Regions from separate parts of the Homo sapiens genome. Here region 1 is linked to region 2. The links are chromatin loops, found by intact Hi-C in ENCODE. Cell type or tissue: K562. All regions are shown on one strand. Each heading gives the region's core, and the rest is flanking DNA. Links, peaks and the distances in the headings are about the cores only. Region 1 overlaps PPM1H (protein phosphatase, Mg2+/Mn2+ dependent 1H). Region 2 overlaps PPM1H (protein phosphatase, Mg2+/Mn2+ dependent 1H).

Region 1 (7,986 bases), core at 2,591-5,090, 97 kb before region 2:
ACCTGTAATTAGCTTCGATTGATAATTTGTGTGCACCTATTAGTACATATCTATTTTCCAACTGCGATAATTCTACATACTGATGAGTTTTTTCACTTCAAATGGAGTCACTGTCTTCCCATGTAAACAAATATTTTACTCTATCATTTTTAATAGCTGCATTGTATTCTATTTATGGTTGTAACACACATTTTTTTTCCTTGATGTTAGCCAAGTTTTTACTATTGAAAGCAGTCCTGGGATGAACCTCCTTGTAGGTAAATCTTTGCTAAGCTATAATTTGAAAAGTGACATTTTTCTGGGAAAAATACTCAAAATGGACTTTCCTAATATTTCTTGTGACATTATTTAATAGTTAGAAAAGATCAATGTTTAGATTGAAAATTGTTTTGGGAAGTGTTAGCTATATACTTTAATGTACTTTACCAAAGTAGTGTTTTGGTGAGCTGGACATACTGATTAAAAAGCATTATTGCTTCACCTTAATATTTAGGTTTCAATTGCCCCTATTTTGGTACCATCATGCATTTACTGTATGCTTCACATGTCTTAAGAGGCAAAAGATACAGAGGTTTTAACCTTGGGAGGCTCACACTCTTCTTGGGAAAATAAGTTAATGAAAAATTGAGAACCCATGCACAGCATGACAGAGGAGTAGCATGGTGCTGGGGTGGCACCATGATCAATAACTTGAAGGGGCAGCTTGAGGTAGTCTTGGCTCTTTCCCTAGCCAGTCTGTGGCTTCAGCAAGCAGCCTCACTTTTTAAATCCTCAGTTTGCATATTCATAAAGTTAGGTCATCGACTTAGCCCTTCCCAGCTGTACAGTGCTGTGGGAGTAAGTGTCATAAGAGAAGTTGGGTACTTCTTAATTTCTACTGACTTTTCAGTGGGATATTTGTATACATTACAAATTAACATTTTTTCATCTGCCTTGTCTGCTTTATCTTAAAATCTCTGAATATGCATTTTAACAAAAAGTGGAAGTGAATTGAAAATCTAGTTACATTTGATTTTATGAAACAAATGTCTAAATCTAACAGCACGAAAAACCAAGTATGGTGTAGTGGAAACTAATCCCCTTGCTTAGAGGACAGTATCCTGCTCTCCCCACCCTTTACAGCATGAAGAATGAGCACCAAGCACAGGTTATAATATCGTCTCCAGAAAAAAAAATCAAAAAATAAAAATAAACTTCAGTAGCCTATCCTGAATTAAAAGAGACTAAATGTTTAGGCTTTTCTCCCCTAATTCTTTTAAAGTAATGTGATATGTTACTATATTGTCCAGAAAGGATGATTTGAAATATTTGCCTGGAAGGGGGATATGCTTCAAAATCTTATCAGTGAAGCAAACAAAATCATGGTGGTGATGACAAGCTTTTCCTTCCACTTTGGAATGTCCATTTTGAGACATGGTTCTGTTACAGCCAAATTATAATTTGTAAGGTATGTAGATATCTAATTAGGGTCGACTAAAAGTTGAAAAAATGTAAAATTGAAAGCTCTTACTGACCCTTCCAGGAAAAAAAGAAATGAAGATCACAACTAGATCTGATTTCAGCCTTTTCATTTAGCCCCAAGTTGTCTGTAGGTGGGTGACCTGAGGACATCTACATGGCTGTCAGAATTGTGCTGCCACTTGGCACAGAGCTAATGTTCTCCCACTTTGGCCGTTAAATTGCCGCAGAAAGCAGCTGCACTTGATGTAATTTTAATCAATACTTTGTACTTATACGTGGCCCTGCAGCCACGTGTCACTGTACTGCTCTCAGCATCTCTGACCTGAGTAAAGGACGCAGAGGCTTGCTTGAGGTTTGGTTTTGAAAATTCACATAAGTCAAATTATATTTTAAAAGCACCAGGAAGCTTGCTTTGTGACCTATGTCAGTGCAAGACATTTTCATAATGTTCAGAATGGTACTGTTAATCAGTATTGGTTCTTTGTAAGTTGAACTTTCACATGCTACCTTTTTTTTTTTTTTTTAAGTAGAGGGTAACTAGTGGTCTGTTCATTTCAGATGTTAAGCGACCGACAGCTAGCATCAATAGCTCCTTGAAGGTCATCAGGGTTAAGTGGCTAAGGATGAATGACTGGGACTCTGCCTACATCAGCTTCCTCCCTAATGTGCTTTTGAATATTCTTCAAGGATTGATTTATTACTTTTCAGTAACTCCATTTATACCAGAACTGCTTCAGCATCCATTTCTATAGTAGAGTTCTTCTGATTTAAGTACAATTCATTTAAAACAGTATGCTCAAGTAATTTTTTTGTCACCAAAAAAAAAAATACTCTTGGTGTTTGCACTTAAGTACATATCTTTTCCTGAGATATATTTATTTTTACTATATCTCAAAGCAGTGATTTACCTCATCAGTAAAGCCAGTTTTGCAGCTCTGTTAGGAATCTAAATAGTTTATTCTATTCAGTAAATATCATTGGTTAGGTACTTATAGACTTAAAGATGAACCATCTCTACCTAACATTCACACTTTTCAGACTATATTATGAGACAGATACCAAAACAGAAGATGTTTAGATTGTGTTATGTTATTAAATGGTTTGATAGTTAAGATTGTTTATTAAAGAAGATGATGTATGATCAACAATGCCCATATTTAGCAAGCCATATTAGTTACAAGTAAAACTTAAGACTATTTCAGCTCGGTTGACAGAAAACCATTCAGTTAACTCAGTTTTCAGTCAGCTAACATTTATTAAACCTCCTCATGGAGTGTAAGGAAGGCTCTGAAGGTTAAAAAATATATTTTCTATTTTCAAGGGGCTCACAAGTTAGCAGGGGAGACATTGTGTGTATAACTATAATATAATAAGCTACTGTGATGAAGGCATTGATCACATGTGCTGGGAACCCAGCAAATGGGCACAGGCTGGTTAATTCTAAGTTTGGAGAAAATGGGAAGGGGTGAGCAAAGCTGACTGACTGTTCGAACCCTGGAAGAACAGGTTTTGTGTAGAGGAGGCACATGAGGGAGACAGCAGCATGAGGAAGGTCATGACGGTTTGAAAGCGGCTATTTCTGGGAATTAGAAAAATCTTTTGTGACTATTTGTAGGCCTGTCAGAATCCCCACGTGGAGCCTGAACCACCTGACACTAGACATACAATGGTTCTTCCTTCTTACAGAAAGAGTGGGTGCTGGTAACATTTGACTGCTCTTTAGGTCTGCCAGGCATGTCCTCTGGAACCTCTCTGTAGGATTGGTGATTCCCTTCAATCATGTCTGAATGATGCCTCTGTATTTAGGACTCTTGCTGGGCTGCTCTTGGGTACGCCTGTATGCAATGTATCCAGGATTGAAGGGGAAGTGGGAGGGACTTTCCTTCTCAGGTAAAACCTGGGATTTGTCATGGATGGAGGTCCCAGGTGAATTCACTAAGGACCACAATTTTTGCTACAGAAAAGGTAATAATCCCTCATTTGCTGGTTTGATCACCTGGACGTTTCCTGCACAAACTCTGCTGCAGCTGTGCCCAAAGCCCTCCAACCATTCCTGATTGAACCACGCAGGGAGCAGAGCCAGTGCTGGAGCAGACAGCAGAACTCCTGAAGGTCGCGCGTGAGGCAGAGGGCTGCAGGCGCTGCAGGCACTCACCACATATGCCAAGAAATAAAGAGCCACTGAAACCCTAAGCCAAGTTTCTTTTGTCCTGAGATTTCTAACTCATTGCAGTTAAAAATCATCCAAGTAAGAGTCCAGAAGGCACTAACTCTTAACAACAACAACAAAAAACAAAAACTGCATAGAGGCAGGGACAGGGCTCAAGAGGTAGGTTTGCATAAGATTGTGAACGCCCTTGTATGTCATCAAAAGGAACTTTATTTACATCATAAGCAGTGAGCAGCCACAAAGAATTTTTTTTAGTAAGCAAGTATTGGGAATGACATGAGGTTTATGTTTGGGAAAAGTAGCAGATATGGGAGTGAAACAGATGAAGGGTGAAGTACAATGGTGAGTTGGAGAAGAGGCCTTGTTGGAGGCTTTCTAGATAGTAAAGCTAATAGATTGTGGGACTGTTTGGGAATAAGGAAGAGAGATGTTAGCGACATCTAGCGCATACCCTTCTTTCTCCGTGTGGGCACATGGGAGGCTTACACTTCTCTGCTCCCTTTGTAGGTAGATGAGTCCATGTGACTCGTTCTGGCCAGTATATTTGAGCATAAATGAAGTGTCACTTCTAGGCTGATGCATATAATTGTCATTGGAAGACCTTCCAGTATTGTCTTCCTCTTGAATGATAATGGAGAAGGCTAAATGTTAACACTCCACACAGCACGCTTGTGTCTTCCATTTCTTTCATTTGTTGTCCTAGCGTCCTGTGTCTTTAACCCTCCATCACCTTCCCTCTCCCACAGATGTGCTAAGTCATTGCTATTGGGTAAAACAACACACTTCCTTTTCCAGGCTGCATCACCCCTTCAAGTTACTGTGTGTACTATTGCTCCCTTTTTAAGAAAATCTTCCCCTCCTTGTCTTAGTTTGTGTTGCTGTAAAGGAATACCAAAGGCTAGGTAATTTCTAAAGAAAAAACATTTATTTGGCTCATGATTCTTCTGGCTGGAAGATTGGGCATCTGGCGAAAGCCTCTGGCTGCTTCCACTCATGGTTGAAGGCAAAGGACAGCCAGCATGTGCAGAGGTCACATGGCAAGAGAGGAAAGGAGGTGCCAAGCTCCTTATAACAACCAGCTCTCAGGAACTAATAGAGTCAGAACTCACTCATTGCCATGAAGATGCACCAAGCCATTCTTGAGAGATTTGACTCCGTGACCCAAACACCTCCCACTAGGCTCCAATTTCAACATTGGGGATCAGATTTCAACCTGAGACTTGGTGGGGACAAACCAAACTACAGCACTCCTTTATTTCCTTCCTTATAGAAATGTATATTGGGCCAGGCATGGTTGCTCACGCCTGTAATCCCAGCACTTTGGGAGGCTGAGGCCAGCGGGTCACTTGAGGTCAGAAGTTCGAGACCAGCCTGGCCAACATGGTAAAATCCCATCTCTACTAAAAATACAAAGTTAGCCAGGCATGGTGGCGCATGCGTATAATCCCAGCTACTCAGGAGGCTGGGGCAGGAGAATCGCTTGAACCCGGGAGGCGGAGGTTGCAGTGAGCCGAGATTAAACCACTGCACGCCAGCCTGGACAACTGAGTGAGGCTCTGTCCCACCAAAAAAGAACCCCCCAAAAAACCAGTATATTGAATGCTTACTTTGTCAAAAACTTGTCTGGGTGCCAAGTACACAAAGACAAGACAAACCTCTTTTCCTGAAGTTGTCTAGCAGGAGTCCCATCCAGCCGAACAAGCCACTGTAGGAAGGCTTCCCCAGGACATGAGTCAGGAGCTGAACCATAAAGCAGCCAGCCAGACAGTGGAGAGCTGGAAAGGAAAGCGAGTGTGGGTGCATGGAAGGGCAGAGTAGGATGCGCCTGGGAAACTGTGGGGTGCTCTCCATGCATTGCTTCCACTTCAGTGCTACTTAGGAAAACGCTCACCTGTAGTGACCTTCTAGGTGCAGATGGTCACTTTGAAAATGTGCGCATCTTCCACATCCTCACCGCAACAGTAATTGTCGCTGCTCACTCTCTAGTCCACGAAGTCTTTTATCCTGTAACTTCTGGGGACTCCTTCAGGTTCTTTTTCTAGTTTTCTCACCACATTCCCTTTTCTTCTCAAATCTCCCTTAAATACTGATGTTCCCCAAGCTTTCTAGAACATTTCCTCCCTTTCTTCCCCATCTTCATTAACAATTTTATCCATATCACTTTCTTTGGAACTTGAAGAATTTACCTATAGCCTTGCTTCTCCCTTAAGCTCTCCATGGGGTCCCTTCTGCTGTGATCTTTCCTTCACTCTGCCTGCCCATACCATATGCTTTGCATGAGCCTGCATTTATATTTGTTCAAAATGTGAGTATAAATTATAGTAGCCGTAAAGGACATGGTGGATACTCCGTGCCTGTGGAATCATCTACAAACTAATGGTTTTTGACAGTGCCAGGTGGAAGCAGTTGGATAATGCTGAGGCTTCACTGTGTCAATACCTAGGAACAGCTGGGGAACAAATCTGCTTTTAGTTTCTAGAGCTACGTCAGTCTGTTAATAAAATTCTCTTGTAGGTACTCTGGGAGTATGGATATGTTCCCTTGTCCAATTACATTGTGGTGGATTCTTTTTTTGGTTAATTGCCCTGTAGTGAGTTAATACCTGCGTTTGTCTTATTAGCTTTGAAAAACAAAAAACAGATTGAGTCTGTATATTGATTCAGACTTACCTTCTGGGATATCATAGTAGAAGGTTAACTACTCTTGTACATTCTGTACATTTCTGCCAAATCTCGTGTGATGGCCATTAAGATGCTGCTCACCAATTCTCAACTTCAAGTCTCCTCCTCCTGGGCACACTGCTCTTCCCCTCCTATTCCTTCTGCCTCAGCAAGGGGTGACCCTCCAGATTGTGGAAGCCCTGTCCTTCCTGAGAGAAGAGACACGGAGCCAACCTGAAATGGACGCGTAGAGTGAATGAAAAATAAACATCTGTTACTGCCACCATAATGTAGCCCGCAAGTTTTATCAGTACTTAGAAAAGTAAAGTTAATGGTTGTTTGGGGAATGAAGGTGGTTCTAGATTTTACTGTCCTAGGCAGTAAGTTGGGACTGTGAAGAAATAATTTTTTCTGCTAAATGAATGTTGTTAGCTTCATAAGTAGTTTTTCACTATGTTATCTGAATTTCTAATTAGAGTCCTTTCATATAATCACCACTTTTTTGCGTTGTAGGCTCAAGAGTATTGTGAAATGGATGCCATCTTTTTCTTTTTTAATTGAAAGGGGGAAACAGGTGAGTTCCTCAAAGATTTAATAAGGAATATCAGCAAATGTTGCCAACTGTTGTGAAGACTCTGGGATTTAACAAGAACCAAGACAAGACCTGAGGCTTTGAGAATTAAATCTAGCAAAGGAGATAAGCAACCTAAGGATCAGGCGATAAGGGGTGTCATTGGAGTACACATGTGTGAGGGACAGGATGAGAGGGCTAACCAACCAGTGTTCTGGTTTGGGGGAAGTTTTCTTGGGGAGATGACAGTGGTTCATTTCTTCAAACAAAATTTGTTAGACATCTGTCCTACTTTGTGACAGGTGATGGAGTAGATGATGGGCATGCAGTAGAGGGAAAGCGTGGTGCCTGCCCTTGCAGAGTGCACAGGCAAAGCTAGGACCTGAAGGATGAGTGATTAGCAGGAATCAGCCAACCCATTCTCTGAAAGTAGAAACTGATGTGCAAAGACTCAGAAATAAGTAAATGCTGGGGTTGAAAGATGAGGCTCAAGAGGAGCTGGGGACTGGAGGATGGGTGCCCTCACACACTGTAAGATCTCCAAACGGACTTGTCAGGTAATGCTGACTCGTACATTTAGGTAATTAAGGTCAGTAAATGAATTGTACAAGATAACAAACATATTTCTTGGAAATCTGATATGCAAGAAAAACTAACAGTTTTGAGCTCTACCTTTAATTTAAAAATGTGTTAAAGTAAAAATTGCCTTTTGGGACATTAAGGAGAACTTTTACATCGTAGGGTTTAAAAATTTGACAAACTCGTATAATTTCAGATCTTGTCATATTGTTGGGGGAAATATCTTTCTGATGATCACAGTGCCACTCTGCTCAATTTTTGCTAGCCCCACTCAGACTTTGGAGTGCCGTGTAGGGACCACATATCTGATACAGATATCATTAGACCCCCTGAAGAATACCAGTAATTTACATTACTTCTAGCTTTTCAGGTTTTTAGCTGATTTGCTTTCTAGGCCTTGGGAAGTAGGTAGTGGTGGTGAGATTTCATGGCCACTGGAGATTTTCTGTCCCACATTCTCTTGTTTTTGTTCCCAGTTTGCGGAGCCTGCCACATTGTAGGTGCTCAAATATTTACATAATTTTTTTAGTTTTTATCATGGATCT
Region 2 (7,986 bases), core at 3,663-6,162:
TTATCATTTTTTATTGCATCTATTTGATTCTTCTCTCTTTTCTTTTTTATTAGTCTTGCTAGCAGTCTATCAATTCTGTTGAACTTTTCAAAAAACCAGCTCCTGAATTTATTGATTTTTTTGAAGGGTTTTTTGTGTCTCTATCTCCTTCAGTTTTGTTCTGATCTTAGTTATTTCTTGCCTTCTGCTAGCTTTTGAATGTGTTTGCTCTTGCTTCTCTAGTTCTTTTAATTGTGATGTTAGGGTGTCAATTTTAGATGTTTTCTGCTTTCTCTTGTGTGCATTTAGTGCTATAAATTTCCCTCTACACACTGCTTTAAGTGTGTCCCAGAGATTCTGGTACGTTGTGTCTTTGTTCTCGTTGGTTTCAAAGAACATCTTTATTTCTGCCTTCATTTCATTATGTACCCAGTAGTCATTCAGGAGCAGGTTGTTCAGTTTCCATGTAGTTGAGCGGTTTTGAGTGAGTTTCTTAATCCTGAGTTCTAATTTGATTGCATTGTGGTCTGAGAGACAGTTTGTTGTGATTTCTGTTCTTTTACATTTGTTAAGGACTGCTTTACTTCCAACTCTTTTGGAATAAGTGCTATGTGGTGCTGAGAAGAATGTATAGTCTGTTGATTTGGGGTGGAGAGTTCTGTAGATGTCTGTCACGTCCTCTTGGTGCAGAGCTGAGTTCAAGTCCTGGATATCGTTGTTAACCTTCTGTCTCATTGATCTAATATTGACAGTGGGGTGTTAAAGTCTCCCATTATTATTGTGTGGGAGTCTAAGTCTCTTTGTAGGTCCCTAAGGACTTGCTTTATGAATCTGGGTGCTCCTGTATTGGGTGCATATATATTTAGGACAGTTAGCTCTTCTTGTTGAATTGATCCCTTTACCATTATGTAATGGCCTTCTTTGTCTCTTCTGATCTTCTTTGGTTTAAAGTCTGTTTTATCAGAGACTAGGATTGCAACCCTGCTTTTTTTTTGCTTTCCATTTGCTTGGTAGATCTTCCTGCATACCTTTATTTTGAGCCTATGTATGTCTCTGCACATGAGATGGGTTTCCTGAATACAGCACACTGATGGGTCTTGACTCTTTATCCAGTTTGCCAGTCTGTGTCTTTTAATTGGGGCATTTAGCCCATTCACATTCAAGGTTAATATGTGTGAATGTGATCCTGTCATTAGGATGTTAGCTGGTTATTTTGCCCATTAGTTGATGCAGTTTCTTCCTAGCACCGAAGGTCTTTACAATTTGGCATGTTTTTGCAGTGGCTGGTACCAGTTGTTCCTTTCCATGTTTAGTGCTTCCTTCAGGAGCTCTTGTAAGGCAGGCCTGGTGGTAACAAAATCTCTCAGCATTTGCTTGTCTGTAAAGGATTTTATTTCTCCTTCACTTATGAAGCTTAGTTTGGCTGGATATGAAATTCTGGGTTCTTTAAGAATGTTGAATATTGGCCCCCACTCTCTTCTGGCTTGTAGAGTTTCTGCCGAGAAATCCACTGTTAGTTTGATGGGCTTCCCTTTGCAGGTAACCCGACCTTTCTCTCTGGCTGCCCTTAACATTTTTTCCTTCATTTCAACCTTGGTGAATCTGACAATTAATGTGTCTTGGGGTTGCTCTTCTTGAGGAGTATCTTTGTGGTGGTCTCTGTATTTCCTGAATTTTAATGTTGGCCTGCCTTGCTAGGCTGGGGAAGTTCTCCTGGATCATATCCTGGCAGAGTGTTTTCCAACTTGTTTCCATTCTCCCTGTCACTTTCAGGTACACCAAACAAATGTAGATTTGGTCTTTCACATAGTCCCATATTTCTTGGAGGCTTTGTTCATTTCTTTTTACTTTTTTTTCTCTAAACTTCTCCTCTCACTTTGTTTCATTAATTTGATCTTCCATCACTGATACCCTTTCTTCCACTTGATCGAATTGGCTATCGAAGCTTGTGCATGCGTTACGTAGTTCTCTTGCCACGGTTTTCAGCTCCATCAGGTCATTTAAGGTCTTCTCTACACTGTTTATTCTAGTTAGCCATTCATCTGATCTTTTTTCAAGGTTTTTAGCTTCTTTGCAATGGGTTCGAGCATCCTCCTTTAGCTTGGAGAAGTTTGTTATTACCGACCTCCTGAAGCCTACTTCTGTCAGCTTGTCAAAGTCATTCTCCATCCAGCTTTGTTCCGTTGCTGGAGAGGAGCTGTGATCCTTTGGAGGAGAAGAGGTGCTCTGGTTTTTAGAATTTTCAGCTTTTCTGCTCTGGTTCCTCCCCATCTTTGTGGTTTTATCTACCTTTGGTCTTTGATGCTAGTGACCTACAGATGGGGTGTTGGTGTGGATGTCCTTTTTGTTGATGCTGATGCTATTCCTTTCTGTTTGTTAGTTTTCCTTCTAAGAGTCAGGTTCCTCAGCTGCAGGTCTGTTGGAGTTTCCTGGAGTTCCACTCCAGACCCTATTTGCTTAGGTATCACCAGCGGAGGCTGCAGAACCGCAATATTGCAGAACGGCAAATGTTGCTGCCTGATCGTTCCTCTGGAAGCTTTGTCTCAGAGGGGCACCCAGCCGTATGAGGTGTCAGTCGGCCCCTAATGGGAGGTGCCTCCCAGTTAGGCTACTCGGGGTTCAGGGACCCACTTGAGGAGGCAGTCTGTCCATTCTCAGATCTCAAACTCTGTGCTGGGAGAACCACTACTCTCTTCATAGACAGGGACTTTTAAGTTGCAGAAGTTTCTGCTGCCTTTTGTTCATCTACGCCCTGCCCTCAGAGGTGGGGTCTACAGAGGCAGCAGGCCTTGCAGAGCTGTGGTGGGCTCTGCCCAGTTCGAGCTTCCCCAGCCGCTTTGTTTACCTACTCAAGCTTCAGCAGTGGCAGACGCCTCTCCCCCTACTAGGCTGCTGCCTCACCGGTTGATCTCAGACTGCTGCGCTAGCAGTGAGCAAGGCTTCTTAGGTGTGGGACCTGCTAAGCCAGGTGCCATTTGCTAAGGCCATTGGAAAAGCGCAGTATTTGGGCGGGAGTGTCCTGATTTTCCAGGTACAATCTGCCATGGATTCCCTTGGCTGGGAAAGGGAATTCCCCGACCCCTTGCGCTTCCCAGGTGAGGCAATGCCCCACCCTGCTTCGGCTCGCCCTCTTTGGGCTGCACTCACTGTCCAACCAGTCCCAATGAGATGAACCAGGTACCTCAGTTCGAAATGCAGAAATCACTGTCTTCTGCATCAATCCCACTGGGAGCTGCACACCAGAGCTGTTTCCATTCGGCCATCTTGGAACCGACTCGTGTTTGAGCTCTTGACAGTGGCACCTGACTTAAAAGAAATAAAATACAAATTAATTTCGGGTTTCATCTGCATATAAGTAAAAAGTCAGGAGCTAAAGAAGCAATGTTTGAAATAAGTAAAACAACAACAACAACAACAAAACAAACTTAAAAGGCACACAAATTTAAATGTTTTAAGGTGTTCTGCACTGTAGTATTTTAGCCTGAAGAAATGTAAGGGGATGTGGTTGAAGTTTTCTAGTCTCCATCTCCAACACTCTTGAATGGATCTAGGTTTTGTTCTGTTTTGTCTTTTAATTAAGAGTTTAGTGATATAACTTATAATACAGAAACAATAAACATTTCTCCTTTGGGGTTAAGAAAGCAATGTTTGGCCAGGTACGGTGGCTCACGCCTGTAATCCCAGCACTTTGGGAGGCCGAGGCAGGTGGATCATGAGTTCAGGAGTTCAAGACAAGCCTGGCCAAGAAGGTGAACCCATCTTTACTAAAAATACAAAAAATTAGCCGGGTGCAGTGGCAGGCGCCTGTAATGCCAGTTACTCGGGAGGCTGAGGCAGGAGAATCACTTTAACTTGGAGGGCAGAGGTTGCAGTGAGCTGAGATCACGCCACTGCACTCCAGCCTGGCGACAGAGTGAGACTCCATCTCAAAAAAAAAAAAAAAAAAGCAATGTTTTGGCCGGCGCAGTGGCTCACGCCTGTACTCCCAGCACTTTTGGAGGCCGAGGCAAGGTGGATTCCCTGAGCTCAGGAGTTCGCAACTAGCCTGGGCAAAACAGTGAAACCCCGTCTCTACTGAAACACAAAAAATTAGCTGGGCTTGGTGGCATATGCCTGTATTCCCAGCTTCTTGGGAGTCTGAGGCAGGAGAATTGCTTGAACCCAGGAGGTGGAGGTTACAGTGGGCCAAGATCACACCACTGCACTCCAGCCTGGGCAACTGAGTGAGACTCCATCTCAAAAAAAAAAAAAAAAAGAAAAAGAAAAAGCAACATTTTGAGATATTTGATGAAGCAGGTATGTAGTATAGTAGAGAAGGGCGTTCTCAATGACAAATGAAGGTGGAACTTTTCTTGTGCCTGGATCATTTTTGGGTAGCTTAATGTGAAGAGCTATAAGCCCACAGTCTGGCAAATAGCAAATAGATACTCTTTGGCAATGTGCAAGCCTCTTGACATGCCTACCTCTGAGAACTGATTTGGAAACAGGATGGGTGGCCAGGAAAGAAGGAAATCTACAATTCTAGCACTTCCAAAAGACACTTTCATGAGACTGTCTCTTAGGAAAGCTGCTGTAAGCTTGTTGAGGACAATACCTTATTCCCAATGGCCTCCTGATTCCCACAGAAGGCTTTTTAATTAACCAGCTCAAGATTTGTGCACATGAATCACCATTGCTAGCTCTTCTTTCCTTTGACTTGGAAGGTTATAAAGAGTCTTTATTTATCATACTGATTGCCATACTCAGGTGAAAACACAGCTTTTCCAAGAGCTTTTTCTTCTTAGTTCCCAAATATTTAGTCATTCCAGGAATGAGATAAGAGGAGGAGGGTACCAAGTGACTTCTCTGTGGAAGGAGAAAGAGATCACTCTGAAAGGCATGTCATAACCTAGTGTTAAGAAGTGCGTGTACTTACATAAGATGCGTGGGTGGGAAATATTTAGGGTATTGTGGCCATAACCAGGAAATTTTTTTGCCCACGTCTGACTCCCTATTTCGAACAGATTGTTTTTGGCTTGAGACTAGACTTCTGAACACATGCATTCCAAGTCTACTTCCTTAGGAGCACCCTTGTGTTGTTTAATTTAGCCAAAACACATCAAAGTGTGTGGTTTCAGTATCTGCTAGTTCAGTGTCTAATTACAATAACAGGAGATGGCTGTGTCAGCATCTCGGCCAAGACCATCAGCAGGGGAGAGGAAAGCTGATTATCTTTCTCAGCAGAGGACGGGGCAGCACTGTGGGAACTCCAGGCAAATAGGATCAAAATGGGGCAGGGAAAGGCAAAAGGAACATGAGAAAGGGACTATTTCAACTTTCCGAACTGAGGTTTTGCCATTCTTTTTATCTGTTTTTGTAAGAAGTACTCTTTCACCCCCGAAACATGAAATGAAGGTTGCTTCTGGTTCTACAACAGCAGCCCTTTGGAATATTTCGCCCTCATCAGGCAGTTGGCTCCCTGCAATGATGTCAGCTATAAAAATGCAATAGGAGCAGCCTTTTATTCATCTCATTTTATTATGCTAAAATTTTGTTCCTTGTTCTGCACATGTGAAGAAAATAAGAATTTTCTTTTCTTCTTAGTTTTTTTTTTGTTTGTTTGTTTGTTTTTTTTTGAGACAGGGTCTCTCTCTGTTGTCCAGACTGGAGTGCAGTGGCGCTATCTTGGCTCACTGCAAGCTCCGCCTGCCAGGTTCACGCCATTCTCCTGCCTCAGCCTCCTGGGTAGCTGGGACTACAGGCGCCCGCCACCACGCCCGGCTAATTTTTTGTATTTTTAGTAGAGACGGGGTTTCACCGTGTTAGCCAGGATGGTCTGGATCTCCTGACCTTATGATCTGCCCGCCTCAGCCTCCCAAAGTGCTGGGATAATAGGCATGAACCACTGCGCCTGGCCAGTTTTTTTTTTTTTTTTTCTTTTTTTTAGTTTTTTTTTTTTTCTTTTTTTTTTTTTTTTTTTTAGTAATGCAGTGGTTTCTTTCAAAACTCTTTTAGTTCTAGGGACATAGAACTCTTGCCAGTGATTAAGATGGATGATTTTAAAACCAGGAATTGAGGAGGCTGATGTCAGCTAGAATCCCTTTAAAGGCCCCTTATTGGTGGGTGTTGGATTACTCTGAAGACCAGGTTTGACCAAAATGTACATAGTAGCTGAGAACACAACATGGTTTCACTATAGTTTCCCACTGTGGCAAAATGTAAGGTGCAAGGAAAATAAATCATGTTGAGATGGAAATTTCTTCTTGCTTCACTTATAATCTGACTTCCCACAGCTTTAAGTGGGAAGAACATTGTCAAGGGCAATAAACTTTATTTTCTTCTTTCATTTCTTCTAAAAAAAAAAACCAAAACCATAAATAATACTCAGCACTCGTGTACCAGACGCCGATTTTAGTGCCTTGCTGGTATTAATTTATTTAACCTTATATAGGCTAAGTATCCCTTATCCAAAATGTTTGAAACCAGAAGTGTTTTGGATTTCAGATTTTTTCAGATTTTGGACTATTTGCATATACATAATGAGATATCTTGGGAATGAGACCCAAGTTTAAACACAGAATTCATTAGTGTTTTGTATGCAGCTTACACACATAGTCTGAAGGTAGTCTTATTTCTCCATGGGGTTGCTAAATAAACCAAATGTAGTGTGCCTGTGTTTCTACCATGACCCACTGAGATCAGGTGTAGAATTCTCCACTTGTGATGTCACGTCCGTGCTCAAAAGTTTTGGATTTCAGAGCATTTTCCAGACTTTTGGATTAGGAGTGCCCAAACTGTAATATGTGCATAAATATGTATTATTATTGCCTTTTTTAACTGGTGAGGAAGCTGAGGCACAGAGCTAGAAAGTGTAGATCTTGATTCGACCCAGGCAGTCTGGCCTCAGTGTCTAGACTTACACCATGCTGCCTCTGTATCCATTAGCAGTTGAGACATGGAGCAGGAAAATCTCTTTGAGAAAGTCAGACATCAAGGAAGAATAACTCCTAATGTTGACATGTATAATTTCAATAAAATTTGACACTAAATATTTTCTCATTTCCATTATGATTTCTCTTTTGATATGGGAGTTAGTTAGCAGTGTCCCCTGTCAACTCAGAAACTGTAATAGCTGTTACTAAGATGAAAAACAGAGCTAAAATGAAATTATCATCTTCTCTTTATAGTCCATTTTCTTGCTAAATTATAGAAAGACCATCATTTGCATAAACCATGGGAAGAAAAAAAAGCCCTCTGATTGGATAAGCATGAATACCTGAGTTTGAATCCTGCCTCTGCCCCTTACTAGATGTGTTATCTTGTGCAAGTCAGTCGGCTTCTCCATACCTCAATTTTCCCATCTGTAAATTGGTTATAACAGGTACTATTTCATAGGCTTATTAGAGTGAAGTGAGTTAAAATATGAAAAGTGCTTAGAATAGTGCATGGGGTAGGTGCTCAATAAATATTATCTATTGTTGTTGTTGTTTCTAATAGTGGATTGGCAACTGCACTTCAGTATTATTTCACAGTACTTATGTTTTTTCCATAAACTAATTTAGGGAGAAGTTGTTGATGTATAAACTAATAGTTTAAGAATATTCTCGAGTTGATTCTAGAATAAATCACAATGCAATTTAGCAAAAACCGTTATAAACTTTGTACTTCCTTTTATAAATTAATGTTTTAAGACAGGTCTAAATTGCCATTTAAAAACAAAAGTCAAACTTACTAAACCTATCCTGCACCTTACTGCCTCATTATGTTGGAGGAATTGAACCAAAGAAACCTGCAATTCATATTGTCATATCCTGAGAAGGAAGCAGCATATTCATTAAAGTATATGAAATTAAGGGATTTTTTTCCTCCACTGCAGAGCAGAGTATCCGAACAATTTAGTCAAAAAAAAAGAGGTATGGTAAAAAGCGAACAACGCTGTAGGGTCATGGCTCCATGTGGACAGCAATAGAACGTGAGCCCTAGGAAGGTCTTTCATGAAGTCACTCAAATGTTTTCTCATCTCTACCT

What was found. Peaks named below come from ENCODE experiments on the same cell type or tissue, not always from the same donor. Only the 100,000 strongest peaks of a DNase experiment are listed, where the experiment ranks them.
Region 1: a loop joins it to region 2, with 2.5 times the contacts of the local background. A loop is called at or near these places in 3 of 110 quality-filtered maps.

The regions. Positions count from the first base shown.
Region 1 is chr12:62,910,927-62,918,912 of GRCh38, reverse strand. The region is part of intron 1 of PPM1H (protein phosphatase, Mg2+/Mn2+ dependent 1H); the gene reads left to right. Among named protein-coding and RNA genes, the nearest start is that of PPM1H, 20 kb to the left of the region's middle. RefSeq lists a silencer at 4,670-4,964. In K562, for the core only: a CTCF peak has its summit at 4,081; DNase peaks (open chromatin) are centred at 4,102, 4,372 and 4,802.
Region 2 is chr12:62,815,070-62,823,055 of GRCh38, reverse strand. The region is part of intron 2 of PPM1H (protein phosphatase, Mg2+/Mn2+ dependent 1H); the gene reads left to right. Among named protein-coding and RNA genes, the nearest start is that of PPM1H, 120 kb to the left of the region's middle. In K562, for the core only: no CTCF peak of the experiment used is centred there; a DNase peak (open chromatin) is centred at 5,165.